Regions from separate parts of the Homo sapiens genome. Here region 1 is linked to region 2. A link is an interaction called in ENCODE POLR2A ChIA-PET data of the cell type or tissue named here. Cell type or tissue: PC-9. All regions are shown on one strand. Each heading gives the region's core, and the rest is flanking DNA. Links, peaks and the distances in the headings are about the cores only. Region 1 overlaps RRBP1 (ribosome binding protein 1). Region 2 has its middle 48 kb from the start of BANF2.

What was found. ChIA-PET counts read pairs that join two places held together with the same protein. Peaks named below come from ENCODE experiments on the same cell type or tissue, not always from the same donor. Only the 100,000 strongest peaks of a DNase experiment are listed, where the experiment ranks them.
Region 1: POLR2A ChIA-PET joins it to region 2 with 6 read pairs; 6 of 35 experiments call an interaction of 5 or more read pairs at or near these places.

The regions. Positions count from the first base shown.
Region 1 is chr20:17,662,835-17,672,097 of GRCh38, forward strand. The region is part of intron 2 of RRBP1 (ribosome binding protein 1); the gene reads right to left. Among named protein-coding and RNA genes, the nearest start is that of RRBP1, 15 kb to the right of the region's middle. In PC-9, for the core only: no CTCF peak of the experiment used is centred there; no DNase peak of the experiment used is centred there.
Region 2 is chr20:17,743,660-17,752,922 of GRCh38, forward strand. No RefSeq gene overlaps it. Among named protein-coding and RNA genes, the nearest start is that of BANF2, 48 kb to the left of the region's middle. RefSeq lists enhancers at 6,887-7,439, 8,765-9,263. In PC-9, for the core only: no CTCF peak of the experiment used is centred there; a DNase peak (open chromatin) is centred at 3,842.

The DNA of each region.
Region 1 (9,263 bases), core at 628-4,627, 82 kb before region 2:
TTCTCAGAACTCTGCCAAAATGGACACCACATTATAATCACTACATTCAAAAATCCTAAGGCCAGGCATGGTGGTACAAGCCTGTGATCTTAGCACCTTGGGAAGCTGAGGAGGGAGGATCGCTTGAGCTCTGGAGTTCAAGGCCAACCCAGGCAACATAGTGAGACCCCATCTCTATTTAAAAAAAAATAAAAAATCCTCTAAAACACTCCCCTTCTCTAGAGAAACGAACATTAGGGGCCTGGGTCACCCTCACTGAGGCTCCATAAACCCCGAATCGTTTCCCAACAACCATGTGCTCGAGGGGTGGTCTTTACCGAGTCGCGATTGGCACTGGTTGCAGACCGTGACACAGTGAACAGCCACGCACAAAGCGGGGCCTGTTCACAGCCGAGGACTGTGGGGCTCTGTGCAGCCTTGTGGTTTCCAACTTCTAAACTCCAGCAGAAAAGCCAAGGCTGGAAAATGAACTTTTAATCTTACTCAACATAGGCAAACACAGAATACAAAAACATATTCTCTGTTGGGACCCAGAATCGAGAAAAACAAACTCGGGAGAATATTTTTCCTTTGCAACGCACACAAATATATGTTTTATAGCAGCACAAATGTGTCTTCCCAACTTTTGCAGAAAAAGAAATTACATCCCCACCACTAATTCCCAAGTTAGAATTTTTTAAAAGAAATCTTTCACAAGAAAATGAAAAGCCCTAGTCTTAAGTAGTAATACACTGAAACATTTAAGGCTAAGGCAATACCACCACGGACAGCAAAGAAATCGAAATGAAAAACAACCTTTCTGCTGCTTTGCAGAGTCAGCTTCAGTGAGGCGTAAACATCATGCTGGGAGATCCCTGATTCACAGAAATGATGAAGCCAGGGATGCCTCTCAAATTCGGTTCTCACAATCAGCATTCCGGGAGATTTGCTCCTGAAATCCACACCATGATAAGAGGCCCCCAACAGAAACCTCTTCTAGGGCTTCCTCCACTGCACCAGAGTTAGGGCAGATGTGTGCCCACCCATACCTTGTAGGGTCTGACCACAGGGATCTATATTCTGTCAATTCCAGAAACTTCTGTCAAATACGTACTTTTACTCCCTGCAGTGGTCCTCCCTTATCCTCTGGGAAACTTCCCAACACCCCCAGTGGGTCTGAAACTGCAGTAATACTGAATCCTATATACACTATTTTTTTCCTATACCTACATACCTATGATGAAATTTAATTTAGAAATTAGCCACAGTACGAGATTAACAATAATAAAATAGAACAATTATAACCATATGCTAGCATCACCACTCTTGCACTTTGGGGCCATGATTAAGTAAAGTAAGGGTGACTCAAACACACGCACTGTGATACCAGACAGTGGATCTGAAAGCTGAGAGGGCCACCAAGTGACGCACAGGCAGGTAACACAGACGGCGTGAATCCACTGCACACGGGATCGTTCACATCCCAGGCAAGACGCTACTCAGAATGGCATGCAACTTAAAACTCAGGAAGAGTTTCTTTCTGAAATTTTCCATTTAATATTGTCAGACCACAGCTTTCTGCTGGTAACTGAAACCACAAAGAGTGAAACCATAGATAAAGGGGGACTACGATATTGCTAACATACTCAGACTGTAAGACAAAAAGATGAAGGCCCCAAGAGGGAAGGATGTAGGAGGCTGCGCAGAGGCTGGACAGACTGAACTCACTGGCCCACCTCTAAGATCTTGAGAGAATGGCTCTTCTTCTGTTCTTAAGATTCGGGGAACAAAAGTAAGAGGAAGCCCCAAACTCTTTAGACACAGAAGATATCTGCTAATTCACATGGCCCGGCCAAGCCAGTTGGGTCCAATTTGGCAGCTGGGATTTTGGTAGGTTTTGTGAAAAGACCCTCAACAGCTCCCAGGACTCTGTCTCATTACTAAGCAGCAGCTCCACGGGGGACCGTGTGTGGAAGCTTGGAGAAGCTGTGGGGTAGGGGTGGACAAAGAAAACCAACCCCCAGATCCATTTCCTGGGCATAAGGTGACCTGCTAGGAAGGTACAGAACTAAAACAGAATGACAATAAAACAGAGACCCTAGCAGACATGGCTACATCAGAATCAACAGCTCCTAATTTTTAAAATATTATGAAATGACTCATACAAAAGACTAAAAAGAAAAATATGAACATCCATTAGCCTACCACCCAGGTTTACCAAACCCTAACATTTTGCCATATGCACTTTAGATATTTATTTATATATATATGTATGTGCCTGTGTATACATATATATGTGGGGGGGGGACACACACACATGTGTATATGTATATATATGTCATCTCCCTTCTAGAGGGGGACAACACCCTGAATGGGCCACTTACCACTTCCACCTGCTTTTGCTTCTATTACATGTATCTATCTCTACCAACAAAATACAGCCGTTACTTTGTGTGTTGGTAATTGCTGTGTAAGTGACATTGTTCTGGGTGCTATTTGGTAACATTTTTTGACTAAACTTTGTGAGAATATTCATATAGATACACATAGCTTTGGTTTATTCTTTTTGTTTTTTTGAGACAAAGTCTCTCTCTGTTGCCCAGGCTGGAGCTCAGTGGCATGATCCTGGCTCACTGCAACCTCTGCCTCTCAGGTTCAAGCCATTCTTGTGCCTCAGGCTCCCGAGTAGCTGGGATTACAGGCGTGTGTCACCACGCCCAGCTAATTTTTGTAGTTTTTAGTAGAGACGGGGTTTCACCATATTGGCCAGGCTGGGGTTTATTTATTTTCACTCCTATATTACATAGTTGAACCACAAATTATTAGCCATACTCCTATGCTTTTAGGTTTTAAAAATTTATGCTGTCACACAAAATTGTAGTGTGACATGTCTACCATATGAGTGAAAAATCTCCTTTATACCCCTGAAGCCAGCCACCCAGGGTCGCTTCCTGGAGATAACCATTGTGACAGAAGTCATTTTACTGTTTATAAGTTATTTTCTTCAAAAGACTTTGGTAATGCATTTCAAAGTCAGGTTTTCAATTACCAGGAATTTACTTTGGTATGTGACAGGAAACAGTGATAAAACTTTCCCCATCAGTTTAATTACCCAGCACCATTTCCTGACTGGTCTTTTCCTTCCCCCACAGACTCAGATGGCCATTTCTGTGCCATTCAGTGGATCTGTTTCTAGATTCTACACTTTGTTCCACTGTTATATTTATGCCCTGCATCAATGCCACATTTTCAGCTTAAGCATCCCCTACAAAATTTCTACTGGAATTTGCATTTGAATCACACTGAGTTTATACATGAACGTAGGAAGGATTGATATTTCTAACTATAGAAGCTATCTGTCAATGAATATGGTATGCTAGAGCACTACACTGATTTAAATGTTTTCTTCGAAGCCAGGCACAGTGGTTCGTGTCTGTAGTCCAAGCTACTTGGGGGGCTGAGGCAGGAGTTCACTTGAGTCTTGGAGTTGAACACCAGCCTGAGCATCATAGCAAGACCCTGTCTCTTAAAAAAAAAAAAAAAGTTTTCTTCCATACTTCTATAAGATTTTAATGATTTTCTCCATAAAAGTCTTACACGTTGTTTTGTTGATGGTTAGAATACCTTTTGTAAACTACTTCTTCTACTCCTCAGCTACAGACAACCAGCAAAGTAATTCATTTCTGCATATGTATAATTTACCCAGCTATCATCTATGTTCTTGTCAAATCTAGGAGTTTGTAGATTCTTTCTGATTTTTTTTAATAAAAAGTAAGCTGTGGAAAAAAAGACAGTATTGTTTCTTGCTTTCCAAACCATATGATCTCATTTCTTTTTCTTGGCTTAACAGAGCTGGCTGAGAACTCTGATGCAGTGCTGAGCAGAGTCTGTGCAATAAGCTGCCTTGTAGCATTCGCAAGTTACTACTTCTAATGTTTTACTACCAGTGTCGTACCAACTGCAGGTTTCTGGCAGAAATCTTTCCTCAGGTTAAGTAGCATGTCTTATATTCCTAGTTATCTTTTTAATATAATTGAGTATTAGATTTTACCAATTGCAGTTGACATTTTCTCCTTTAATCTGAAGTATGTGGAATTACAGTAATGCACAGTCTAATAATGCCAGTTCACAGAAAGTTTCTATGGTATAAATGTTTCTTGATGGAGATTCTTTTCTAACACATCACTAGATTTGGTTTGTTAACATTTTTATGTGAGATTTCTATGTGTATTTTAAAATGAGAAAAATCAGAGGTGATTCTCAGACTGTTTTCTGATCTTGGTATTAGGGTCTCTTGAGTCTCATAGAATAAGCTAAAAATCATTCCTTTTCCCCTATTCTTTGGCATAGTTTGTGTACAGGTAGGGTTTTCTGTTCTTTGTAGATCTGGAAGAACTTGCCCATAAAACCATCAGGATTAGTGTTCTGAGATCTTTTCTTAAAGGGGGAAGGCTGGCTAGAGTGCTGATTTTTAACAATTTCGATACAATTTAACAACATCAATTTCAATGATGATTCTAGGACCAGCTGCTGGCTTTCTGATCCAATCTATAAAATTAATATTCATTATTCCTTCCTCCATCTTCCACTGGTTTATTCTGTCTTTTCTAACTTTCTGACACGGCCATTTATCAACTTTCAGTCCTTTCTCTTTTCTTGCAGCAAATATTTAAGGCAATAAATTTCCCCCTAAGTACTGCTACGGCTTCATCCTACAAGCTGTGATGCTAACACATCTTCCTAACATCCATACGTGACTGAATTTCATGAATGTCTCCAGCTGCCTCCCCAGTGGTCAAACCACCTACAAGGTCTTAGGTCTGCTGCCCTTCCCCATGACATGAGCCCCCATCACACACACATCTGGACTAGTCAGTGTTGTTTGGTTCCGGATAGCTGACACTTGCTTGTTTACCCAAATGCTGGCCATCTGCTCATCACTGCTACTTGCATCTCATTCCTTTTTTTAGGGTCTTGCCAAAGTACATCCTTGAGTAGTTCTTTCAGCAAGGATCTCTTCTTCATAAACTTTCTCAGTCCTTAAAGCCCTGAGAAAATTTACTTCACCTTCATGGATTAACTGAGGACAGAATTCCATGCTGACAGTTTTCTCTCACCATGTTGAAGATGTTATTTCACTTGTCTTCCGGCATTTTCTTGATGAGATGTTTAGAAACACACTGTCAGTCTATTTGTTATTCCTTTATAATATCTTTTTAATCTCTCATTACTTTTAAGATCCATTTCTGGGGTTCTAAGGATTCAGCAAAATGTTTGTAAGTGTATATTTAACTTATTCAGACTCACTGTGCTGAGTGTGAGGAGTTATGTTATTCTTCAATTCTGGAAAATCCTTGGCCACACAGTTCTTCGAAAATGGCCTGCTCCCTATTCCTTCCTGGTAGAGCTCCTAATTAGACCTCAATCTCTTTGTGCTACCATTTGGATAACTCGTTAGACCTACACTCCAGTCTTCAGCTGAATCTCACCAGCTCTATAATCAGTCCTTCGTTATTCGATTTGTTTTTTAAGTCTGACTGGCTTTTCTATTTTTCATTGTCTTCTTTTCTACCTCTAACAGTGATTTGATATTATATCTTTGTGGGGCTTTATCACTGGTAAACCTTAATGGGCTGAGTTGTGGGCCTGCCTCTAATGAGCTGTTTTATCTTTGCTTCAACTAGGGCCTCAGGGAAGACCAGCCAGGGACTAACTTTTACAAGAGGCATGGTCTCCTCTTACAAATTATCAGGAGACTGTGTCTCCCTTGCCCAGGACAAAACAGATAAATTCTTACCTGTCATCTCCCCTTGCGACTACTGGGCAGGTGTTCTTTCTAGTCTGTCCTCCCATGGAGGGTACAGCCCTTCAAGGGTTCAAGTCTTACAGGTGGATGTGAGAGAAGGCTCAGTTCCCATTCCCAGTCTCAGACAAAATCCCATTCCCCCTGGACATTAAAGCCAAAGACTCAGATGACTTTGACCGATAATACCGCACCCCTACCCCTGTCCCAGGGTCAGCTCACTGCAGGTCCCAGTCACTCGCTGCAACCTTGGCTTATGAACTCTGGTCATCTCTTTCCCTACCTTGTGAATGCACTACTATGCATTTTAAAGACTGCTTACTAACTATGTAACATTTCTAAGTGTTGGAGAAGTGGGTTTCAGATCAGTTGACCTAAAATTTTAAGTGCAATCTCTGATTTTTTTTTTAACCCAAAGAAACTAAGAGAAAATGCAGTAACAAAGAGTCCGAAAAAATTTATTTCATTTCTAAGAGGATACATATAATGGACTCCCTATTTTAAAGAAACAATGTTACTCATTTTAAAGAAGAGTTGAAACACTAAAAATAGAAATGTACTCTATTATAAGCCTTTGCTTATTCATCAGCCATTTCAGATTCAATTTCTATGCCTGAGGGGGGTAAAAAATAAAGAATTGACAATTTCTGGTGTCTTTCCAAATAACAGTCTTTGGAAAGTAGGTACTTAAACAGACCTAAATCTTCTGCGAACTTCCAAGAAGCCTACGGGCTTCACCTTATTGAGGAAGACAGCATGCCTATGCGGTAGGAATCAAGAACTGATGTCTCAAAATGGACATGAACAGTTAAGATGTGCTAGCCCACAAGGGAGTTCTTACTGCCGTAAACATTTGTCTCCCAAAAGCAGGGGTCAGTGTCATCTATACTGTATCAAATCAAACCTCACCACATCAAATATGGTAAGTGATGAATCAATCGTCTACTCAATATCATATCAGCATCGTATGTGCTAATGTATACCATTATAAGGATCAAATCTAAACAGAACAACCCAAGTTTCCAGATGGGAAATAATACACACCATGGAGTCTTACACGTTTTCAGAGTTACTTCTTAGTTTTTCATAGTTTTCACACTCTTACAAATGGTAGCTCTGAAGTTTCGTTTTCTGCTTGTTGCTGGTATACGGAAACGTAACTGATTCCAGCAGGGTGATTTTTCCCCCACAGCAACTTGCCTAATTCTAGTAACACATCTGTCGATTAAAAAGAAAAAAATTCTACATATATAAGCATATGAATCACAGTTTTGTTTCTTTCTTCCCAATTTCCTATCGTCTGCTTAATTCTTCTTGAATTTTTGCACAGGGCAGGACCTTCAACACAGTGCTAAAGAGAAGGAATGACAGCAAGTATTCTGTTTTTCTCATATCAAAGGGAAAGATTTAGGTGTCTCTCTTTAGTGTGAGATTTACTAAAGCCTTTTTGCAGACATCCTTTATCAGGATAAAGAGGTTGCTTTCTTATTCCTAGTTTACATAAATAGATGTTGAATTTTATCAAATACTTTATCTGTATCTATTAAGATAATCATACTATTCTACTCCTATAACCCGTAGGTGTGGAAGGTGAATATAAACTTATTTTTAAACGTTAAACCAAGTTTGAATTCCTAGGATAAAACGATTTAGTCATACATACTGCTGGACTTTGTTTATCTTTTCAGGTATGAGATCTGACTGATGGTTTTCTTTCCTCCTACCATTCTTGTCAAGTTTTGTAACAAGGTTGGCTGGCATCAAAATGAGTAGTGTAGGATTCTTTTTTTTTTTTCATTGTTTCTACTTTTTAGCAATTACCTTTAAAAAAAAAAAAACAGTAACACACAGCACTCACAAAATTCAAAGTTAAACAAATCTTTACCCCCCCAAATTAATTCTATTATCCCTTCCAACTTAGATGTTACTGTTTTCATGTATTTAATCTTATCCTTGTTCCAGCCTCTCCAACATTATTCTTTTACATGTATTTAGAACTGTCCAAATATTTACCACTTTCTTTACTCATCATTGCTTGTTATGTCTTTTTCCACTTGCCATCACCTTCCTTCCAAGAATATCCTTGAGAAGTTCCTTTAGCAAAGATCTGTCAGTAGCTATCTTGGGTTTTTGTCTTAAAACAATCTTTTCACTCTCACTGTTGAATTTTTCCCTTGAGTTGCTGTATCACTAAATGTCTATATGTGGATTTATTTTTATTTACCCGGCTTGGGTTTTGGTTGGGTGTCTTACGCATTCCGCAAAATTCTCAGTCATTAGCTTTTCAAGTACTGGCTCTGTCCTCGCTCCTCTCCTGGAACCCCAATTAGACACACTTCTGCATCTACTCTTCCTGAATCTTAATTGGTCTTACAAATTATTCATCTATGTGGTTCTCTAAATTATATTTCTTCTTCTCTACTTTCCAGGTCATTCACTCTCTTCAGTTTTATGTAATCTGCTAGTAAATCCATCTGTTAGATTTTTATTATAAAGACATGAACTTTTCATGTCTACAAGTTGTTCCTGGTTCCTTTTTCAAATTTGCTAGGTCATTGTATAGTTTCCTCTTCCTCATAGGTATTTTCAATCTTGCCTATTTAGTTTGAGTAAGGCCTTTAAAATCTATGTCAACAAGTCCATTATCTTATGTTTTCTGAGATCTCTTCCTGCTGGTCCTCATTCAGTGCTATTTCATCCTTTGCATTTAGTTGTTCCTAACTATGGACTATTCTCTTTCGTTTGATAATTACAACTGGGGATTTGGTGAGCCTAGGATAAAGGTGCAGTCCTTCAATGATCTGCTCGCCCCTGGACTGACCCAGGAACACTAGGTGTGCAGGTCCACTCTCAAATAAAGAATCTTCAAATCAGCTTGGAGTTTCCCACTACTCAAGTCATGGGATCCACATGAGGGACAACTTGTGATATCCACTTCTCAGAATGTGCCCCTCCCTACCCTGCCTGTAGGGTGAGAATGGGCTTACCTCTGACTCCCCTTCTCCATGAAGGTGTCATGGCCCCTTGTGGTTCCAACTCAGGGAGCCTGTGTCCTATCATGCTGCCAGCATTAATCTCTGCCCCCTGCGCCTGGAGATGCTATCAGAACTTAAGAGTTTGCCTATTTTGCCAAAGGCCCCCGGGGTTGTCCTTATCCTCTTGGGTCACTCCTTTCACCACCTGCTTCAGTGTATTCCATTCTAGGCTTGTCAGAAGGTATTTTTAATGTCATTTACCTCTTGTCCAGGCCATCCAGCAAGTTAGAAGACCGGTTCAGGCCACCCAGCCTATTCTATCACCAGAAACCCAGTGTTGTCGCCCCCAACAGCCAAACCAAATTCCAGCCAACCATGCTCTTCAAAGAAAAGGGAGCACGTGGCTGCCATGTGCCAGGAGGCTGGCTGTGCCAGGGAGACTACTACCAACTCTGGACCTGGATATACCATCCTTCATTACTAGGTGGGCCAGGGAGGAAGGGCTC
Region 2 (9,263 bases), core at 2,138-6,137:
GATAATAGAAGGATCACTACCACTCACATGCAGAAACCAAGCGACTATAGTGGGCATGGGGTGGGGGAAGCAATAAAAGCTAAGCACTGAACAGAGTCACTTTTAAAAAGTGCGACTCTGAGAAGAAGGAGGTAGGACAAAACCGTGACTGAATCTCAGAAGGTGAAACAAGACTTATCGATGGTATGACCAGCTGTAGGTGGCCTGGGTGATTTATTCCTGGAAACCTCGGAAAGAAAGCTGGCTCATGGAGATAAACCTTTAGCAAGTGTGTCTGGAAATAGATACATAAGTTTTGAATGTTTGGTGTTCTACATGAATGTGAATGTTTTATTCCGCACCATGGTTAATTCACTTTAGCCCCAGGAGGCTTTGGGGGTGCTAATACTTTACTAACACCCCCAAAGCCTCCCAGGACTGAGATGAGGGGTGTTTTCTCTGTCTCAAAAGCGGAGAAACTTAACCAAAGAGGTTAACACAGCCATGATGATTTGGCTGGTGATTTCACTCTAAGTCTGTCTGGCACTGAAGCTGTGCCTGCTGTCTGCAGAGCCCCCATTGGTGGTGGGGAGCGGATCTGGTGATTCTGAGATGCTCTTGGGATCTCGAAGGGAGCACTGACCAAGGACAGACAGGCATCACAAGGGATGAGAAAGACTCATTGGAATGGTCATGGAAAGAGGACCATGATGCATTAAGGGGGAAGCAGTTTACTAAAAAAGAATCACTCTACAAATGTTTACTGAGCACCTACTATGTGCCTGGCACAGTTCTAGGTACAACAGAGAACAGGACAGACAAAAACCATCATTCCTTAGGAGCTGACATTCTATGGATGAGGCAGAAAAGAAGGGTTAAATAAAATAAGTATTAATATGAATCATGAAATTGGCACTTTTTTGGCTGAAAGTAGCTGAATAGGGCCGGGTGACGTGGCTCATGCCTGTAATCCCAACATTTTGGGAGGCCAAGGCAGGCGGATCACCTGAGGTTGGGGGTTCAAGACCAGACTGACCAACATGGAGAAACCCCATCTCTACTAAAAATACAAAATTAGCTGGGTGTGGTGGTGCATGCCTGTAATCCCAGCTAGTAGGGAGGCTGAGGCATGAGAATCGCTGGAACCCGGGAGGTGGAGGTTGTGGTGAGCCGAGATCACGCCATTGCACTCTAGCCTGGGCAACAAGACTGAAACTCCACCCCCCAAAAAAAGGAAAATAGCTGAATATAGGCAATTTCATATGGTTCAACATGATACTATGTTAGTTTCATGATGGGTGCTATGAGGAAAATAAAGCAAAGAAAGAGGTCAAGAAGGCTAAGGAGAGTGGGGATTTTAAGTAGAGTAGTCACAGAAGGCCTCACTGCAAGGACTAATTACAGTCAAGTAAGCAGTGAGGCTGAGAGCAGTGGGGTAGCTGGGAGAAGACCATACCAGGCTAAGGGAGCAGCTCACACGAAGGCTCTGGGGTGGGATGGGCCCAAGGAGGGGAGTGAACCAGTTGAAGAGAAAATGGGTGGGATCAGATTGCATGGGGCCTTGAGGGTCATTGACAAGACATTGGCTTTTACTCCAGCTGAGCCTGAAATCCACTGGAGGGCCACAAGGTCAGACACACATTTTTGAAGTATCACTCTATGGTGTTTAGAACACTCTGGAGGAGCAAGCATGAGAAGAGAGACCAGTTAGGAGGCTACAGCATGAACCCAGGGCAGAGGTGAGGGTGGGTTAGGCCAGGATGAGAGTGATGTCCTGGTGAAAGTGATCAGATTCTGCATCTATTTTGAAGGTAGGGCCCCTGGAGTGAGTGTAGGAAGAAAAAAGTAGAGGTCAAGGCCTGAGCCCTGCACATACCAATGTTTAGAAGGCAGAGAGATGACCGAGGAGGAGCGGGGGTTCCTAAATGCCGTGCGAAGAAGGTGTTTCCAGGAGGAGGGAGTGAGCAACTGTGTCAAATGCTACCGATGGGTCAGATGAGGGGAGAACTAAGAATCGATGAAGGACAGTGTTTTTGGATGCTCTGCAAAAGATCCCGGGGTGGGGGCAGGGGGAATGAGGGGGGAACTTTGGGGATACGGGAGAGAGAGGGAAGAGCTGCTGCAGCGTGTCCTTGAGTAGACAATAGGTTTGGGATCCAAACAGAAGGAAAGACTGGCCTTGGCTAGGAGGACACCCACAGTGGGCCATAGGAGGGAAGGCAGAGCAGGCAGCCCTGATGCAGAGAAGAAGGTGTTGTGGTAGTGGGAGTTTAAGGAATTTCTCTTCTGGTGGCTTCTGTTTTCTCAGTGCAACAGGAAGCAAGATGGCAGGCTATGAATGAGAATGGGGAGTAAAGATGAAGTGTGAGCTAGTTGTCTAGGACAGTGGAAAGGTGGATACATTTTTATAAAGAGAAGGTATAACAATATAGACATATATATATATACTATAACAGTATAGGATAAACAATATAGATTAGCCAAGTAGATAGATGATAGATTAGATAGATAGATAGATAGATAGATAGATAGATAGATAGATAGATGATAGATATAGATGGATTGGATGATGGATAGATAGATAGAGATCCATTATCCATAGCATAGATCCTGGCTATTCTATGATACATGCATAGAAAAAACTGTGGAAAGAGAGATGCTGAACTGCCAGCAGTGGTTATCCTTGAGGGATGTGATTAAAAGGCCCTTTCACGCTCCACTCTATGCAGTAGTCCAGCATTTAAATTTTTGCACTAAGTATTACTTTTACAAATCAGAAAAAAGCAAGACAGACATTTCCATTTTGGAACACAAAGCATTAGAGCTGTAGAGAGCAGGGGGACGAGGTCCTGGGACAGCATTCTGTGGGCTCACACCCATCCTTCTCCCTCTGTGTCGCTGTCTCGCATCAGGAGCTCTCTTTCTAAGCCGAAGACAGCGCCTCCTACATTTCTCTGTCTTGGAGATTTTTGGATCTCCTTACACCTTCCAATTTTAATTCTCTGGTTACTTTTCCAAGGCCAAGGTCACCTTGGCGAAATGCAGGGTGGCTGTCTTTCTTTCTTGACTCATTTCTTTGTGCCTGTTTCTAGCAGATTCTTCAAAGCTGTGCACTGGTGCCCCCTTGATAGTAAAGTCTCTGTTTTATTTTAAGGATAATCTTTAACTGCACAAACTATGCTGCTTTAGTGCTTGGCCTGGTGATTGATTCTTCTTGGACCAGATTGAGAAGCCACTGTAGCCAGGGCACTGGGCAGAGAGTTAGAGGGCCGGATAATGCCATTAAGTGGGTGGGGGGCCAATGACAAAACACTTAGTTTGTCTGAGTTGCTGTTTCTTGGACTGTTAAATGAGAAAAGTAACTGATTTTCTTACCTCCTAGCTTTGTTTTGAAGAAAGCTCAAAAGTAGACATGAAGGCATTTTAAATAGAAAAGGAGGTGAGGTGGCCGAGTCCGGTGGCTCACACCTGTAATCCCAGCATTTTGAGAGGCTGAGGTGGGTAGATCACAAGGTCAGGAGTTCGAGACCAGCCTGGCCAACATGGTGAAACCCCATCTCTACCAAAAAGACAAAAATTAGCCAGGCATGGTGGGGCGTGCCCGTGATCCCAGCTATTCAGGAGGCTGAGGCAGGAGAATTGCTTGAACCCAGGAGGAAGAGGTTGCAGTGAGCCAAGATCACACCACCACACTCCAGCCTGGGTGACAGAGCAAGACTCCATCTCAAAACAAAACAAAACAACAACAAAAAAAAGCAAAGGAAGTGAGGTGCTGTGCAGCAATGGAACATGCAGTTATTGATATATTTTACTTTGGACAGCAGCTGCAGATGACTAACATTGGTGGCAGCTCCTCAGACCTCACCGTCTGTGTGCATGAGTCAGTGCAGGCTACGCTGTGCTGTGATAGCAACAACCACCCCCAGGAGCTCAGTGGCTTAGGACAGCAAAGCTGTCTATCTCATGCCCATTCCGTGCCCATCTCAGGTCTGCTGGGACAGCTCTGTGTTGTCCTGTCTCCACAACCTGAGCTGACACAGCAACCTCATCTTGAATGTATGCAGGATACTTCAGCAGAAAGAAGTGTCTCACACTAGCCATTAAATGCTCTGGCTCAGAAGTGACATGTCACTTTCACTAACAAACGGCTGGTCAGCACCAGTCACATGGCCCCACCCAGCCCCAAGGGGACCAGGTAGTGCTGTCTGCTGGGAGAGGAGAGAATGGAAAATTGGGGTGAACATCACAAATCACTACCATGTGAACCTATCTTGGGAGTGGGGGTGAGAGTCACAGGAAGTCCCCGAGAAGGCTCTGTTATAGGCAATGTTTGCCCCTTTTTTGTCTTTTTACAGATTTACAATGACTGAGTTTCTTAACCAATGTGCGTGGGTACGATGAATAAATCGTGGATTTACATTGTGAAAACTTTGGAAAATATAGGGGAATGTATAGAAGAAAATGAATAAGTTAGGAAATAAACCCTATCATCTAATATTTTATCGGATTTCTTTCCAGTCTTTTTTCAATTGCCTATAGGTACATTTTTAAATAATAGCTTTATTTCAATAAAATTTGTATACCATAAAATTTGTTCTTTTAAAGTGTACAACTTGGTGGTTTTCAGTATATTCACAGAGTTGATACAACTCTCGCCACTATTTGATTTTAGAATATTTTCATCACCCCAAAAAGGTATCCCCCTAGCAGTTGCTCCCCTCCCCCAGCCCAACCCAGCCCCTGGCGATCACAAATGGACTTTGTGTTTCTATGGATTTGCCTGTTCTGGACCTTTCATGTAAATAGAATCACATGCTGTGTAGTCTTTTGTGACTGGCTTCTTTCACTTAGCATCATGTTTTCAAGGCAAATCAATGTCACATGTATGCTGTATATTTTCAAAAGCAAATTGAGAGGCTGGGCGCAGTGGCTCATGCCTGTAATCTCAACACTTGGGAGGCCAAGGCGGGCAGATCACCTGAAGCTAGGAGTTCGAGACCAGCCTGGCTAACATGGTGAAATCCTGTCTCTACTAAAAAATGCAAAAAAATTTAGCTGGGCATGGTGGCGCATGCCTGTAATTCGAGCTACTTAGGAGGCTGAGGCAGAAGAATCGCTTGAACCCAGGAGGCAGATGATGCAGTGAGCCAAGATCACGCCACTGCACTCCAGCCTGGGGGACAGAGAGACGTCTCAAAAAAATAATTTAATAAATAAATAAAATTTTAAAATTTTAAAAATGATCTTATCAAACATAAGTTATCCTGTTTCTTTCATTTGTATGCTTTAAACATTTTCCCTCATCATTAAATCTTTTTGGAAAAATGGCTGTTTTTTTTTTTTTTTTTTTTTTTTTTAAGATGGAGTCTCGCTCTGTCGCCCAGGCTGGAGTGCAGTGGCCCTATCTCGGCTCACTGCAACTTCTGCCTCCCAGGTTCAAGTGATTCTCCTGCCCCAGCTTCCCGAGTAGCTGGGACTTCAGGCGCACACCACCACACCAGGCTTATTTTTGTATTTTTAGTATAGACGGGGTTTCACCATGTTGGCCAGGCTGGTCTCGAACTCCTGACCTCAGATGTTCTGCCCACCTTGGCCTCCCAAAGTACTGGGATTACAGGCGTGAGCCACCTCACCCAGCCTGAAAAATGGTTTTTAACGGCTATGTGTATAACAATCCATCAAATTTGTGTCCAATAATGTGTTGATTTGTGCCTTCTCTTTTTGACTTTTTGGCTTTCAGTTTTTTCACCATTACAATCAAAGCTTTTATGAGCAGCTATATACGTATTTTTTAAAAAATGAATGAGTGAATTCTAAAACAGAAATCTTTGCAATATTTTCCATTCTTCTTTTAAGGAAGATGCCTAAGAATGCATTTAACTGAATAAGAAGGCAGAAACATTTTTAAGACTTTTGATTCTTACTGCAGCTGGTTTTTCTAGTCACCAACCTGGGGACTGGCTTCATGTTAGTCTGATGACATCCTACCCCATCTCAGAGTAAAACCAAATTTCTTAAGATGGTCTGGAAGACCCTGCACAATCTGGACCTATTCCTTCTCTCATCTCCTCTCCACCCTGGCCATACCGGCCCCTTGTTGGTCCTTAAACACACCAGAGCCGCTTGTTGGCAGAGAGGCCTCCCAGCCTCTGCACGGCTCCTCCTGTGCCTGGAGCAGCCTTCCCCAGCCTCCACCCAGCTCACTCACCCTTTAAGACTCTGCTTACACTTTCGCAGGAGGCCCTCTCATTAAAAACACCGCCCCTATCTCCTCTACCAGCTTTATAAAATGTTTTTTCTTCACAGTAGCCCTTATCATCTTCTAATATAATTTTAAAATGTACTTATTTTATTATGTCAACCCATTCAAATTAATCACTAGGGCCTGGCCCTGTGCCTAGTATGAGTAGGCATGCAATAAGTAAGTGTTGAATCAAGCCAATGGCCAGCACTGAGAGCTGGGGGCCTCTACTGCCCAGCCATCCGACCCTCTTCCCCGGCCATCAGTGGGAGCTCTGGTGTTCTACTAAGTCCCCGTCAGCTGTTCCTTCTTGACTCAGCTCTGGAGCAAACTAGAAAGACAACTGCCTCAAGGGTTGTTTGTTCTGCCTTGTGGTGAAACCTGGAAGAGGTTGACCCTGAGAGAAAAATTCGCTCGTGACTGGGGTGAGCAAAGGTTTGTTTCTGGGAGGCGTGCAAAGCTTCCCAGGGCTCACACAGGGTGGAGCCCTCCAGGGACCCCCAGTGGCCCACCCAACTTCCAGACCCTGACTGCCCATGGGACAGACTCAGGTGCTGTGACCTCACCAGGACCTGCCAGGGATCAAACTCTCATGCCCAAACAAGGACGGCAGCCCCCTGGTGCTCCTGAAAGCAGGCAGTTTCCTGAACAGCCACAATGTGACCCAAGCGATGGGGCGGGAGAGGAAGAACCCACGGGAAGCAGGGAAATCCCTTGGCTGGCTGAGTCCGGCAAAGCCGCGGGGACCTCTCGGGAACCTCCCCATTGTGTAACACTTCCGGCCAGTCTCCTTAGGCTTCCAGGGCAGGCACAGGATCAAAATTCCCAAACCTAATACAGTTATGTTTTTAAAGTGTCCATAAGTCAATGGACAAACAATGCCCCATAATTAATGGCCTCAGGGTTGGGCCCTCAGCAAAGGAAGCAAAATCAGAGCTGCTCGGGGTCACCCACAGGCAAGCAGGCCCCTCCTTAGACCAAAGGGCTTCTCTCTCACTCCCCATAAGGATGTTGTCCACCCAGGCCCCTGGGGGCCCAGCCACTACTGAGGTTACCCACTCCTGGCTCAGAACATTCTGGAATTCCTCCTTTGGAATGGCCACTAGAGCCCCAAGTGGTTCTCTATACTATTCTCAACATGGTGACGACCCATTTGATCCATTCTCAACAAGTCTTCTGAAGATCCATTTGAGTGACTGAGTTATGGAATATGGTCTCTTACAAAACTCTGTTGAAGTGTAATACCCACAGAAAGATGCACAAATTATTGGCGAACAGTGTGATGAATTTTCAGAAGTGACCACAGCCACTTAACTACCACCCAGGTAAAGAACAGGACATTACTGGCAGGCCCCTCGGGCCCCGTCTCAGACGGGTCCACTTTCCCACAGCTGACATCTAGCAGCAGAGAGCGTTTAGTCTATTTATGAACTTTATATAAATGGATGTGTAAAATATGTGCAGTTCTGTGTCTGGCTCCTTTCCATGTTATGTTGGTGTGATTCATCCATGATATTGTGTGCAGTAATAATTCATTCTTTCTCGTGGCTGTATAGTATTCCATTGTATGAATAGACTACTCATTGGCTATGACAGATAGTGCTGCTAAGCATATTCTTGTACGTGTCTTTTGGTAAACACATGCTCTCGTTTCTCTTGGGTGTACTTCAAAGTGGGATTGCTGAGTAACAAAGCATATGTATGTTAATTTCATTGGACACTGCCAAACAGATGCCCAACATGGTTGGACCAATTTATACTCCTGCCAGCCATGTACGGGAAGTCTGCTTGCCCCAAATCCTTATCGACACTGGGTGGGTCAGTCTTTTTAGTCTTATCAATTCTGGGGGAGGTGTAGTAGCATTAAATTTTTCAGGATTTTTAAAGTTAAATTTTAATTTTTTTAGAGGCAGAGTCTTGCTCTGTGACCCCAGGCTCAGTGATGCAATCATGGCTCACTGCAGCTTCAAACTCCTGGGCTCAAGTGATCCTTCCGCCTCAGCCTCCGGAGCAGCCGGGATTATAGGTGTGTGCCACCATACCCACATTTTTCAGTTTTAATTTGCATTTAGAAATATGGTCTTCATTGTTAAAAATCTTAACGTGTGGCTGTAAAAGACGGAAAGGGACATCCGCATTGTAACTAAAAGGCTGGTGGGACAGTCGCTTGCTGCCTGCAGAGTCCATTGAATAAGAGCGAGGTCCGCTATAAAGAAATTGATTTATTTTCAAAGCTAGCTTACGGGAAGAAGCACTGGTGTCCACCTTGCCTTTGAATGTATCACTTCATTTTTGGAACAGAAAGTGGGCACTTTTAAAAGGCAGGGGAGGGGCTGGGCATGGTGGCTCACACCTGTAATCCCAGAGCTTTGGAATGCTGAGGCAGGCGGATTGCTTGAGCTCAGGAGTTTGAGACCAGCCTGGGCAACATCATGAAACCCCATCTCTACAAAAAATACAAAAAATTAGCCGAGTGCGGTGGTGTGCACTTGTAGTCCCAGCTATTTGCGAGGTTGAGGTTGCAAGATTGCTTGAGCCTAGGAGGTGGAGATTGCAGTAAGTGGAGATCGCACCAGGGCACTCCAGCCTGGGTGACAGAGTGAGAACCTGTCTGCCAAAAAAAAAAAAAAAAAAAAAATTTGTTTTAAAGGCAGAGGAGGAAGCAGGCAAGGTGAGGGGTCCGAGTGTTAGCTTGGTGTCTAGGTGGTTGAGCTGGTGGTGGTACCAGGTGGTTGAGCTGGTCACTGCTGGTGCCCTAATGGGCAGGCTGTTCTCTTTTGAGGCAACCTCCTGGAGGGTGAGAGTTTCTTAAGGGGCATGCTTTGGTTTGTAAATTGACTGTTAACTCTCAAGAGTTCTGTCTTGGAGCATGTAGATGAATTTGCCCTGTAGGGAGTCTGGTGAAGGGGAGGAAAAAGGATATATTTGCATTTCTAAACGGCTAAGTAGGAAGTGGGGAACCAGGGGAATGAGAAAAGACATAGAAAAAAATACTTAAGCCATCTCTTAGAAAAATGGGGGTACTTACTTACAATGTTGGGTT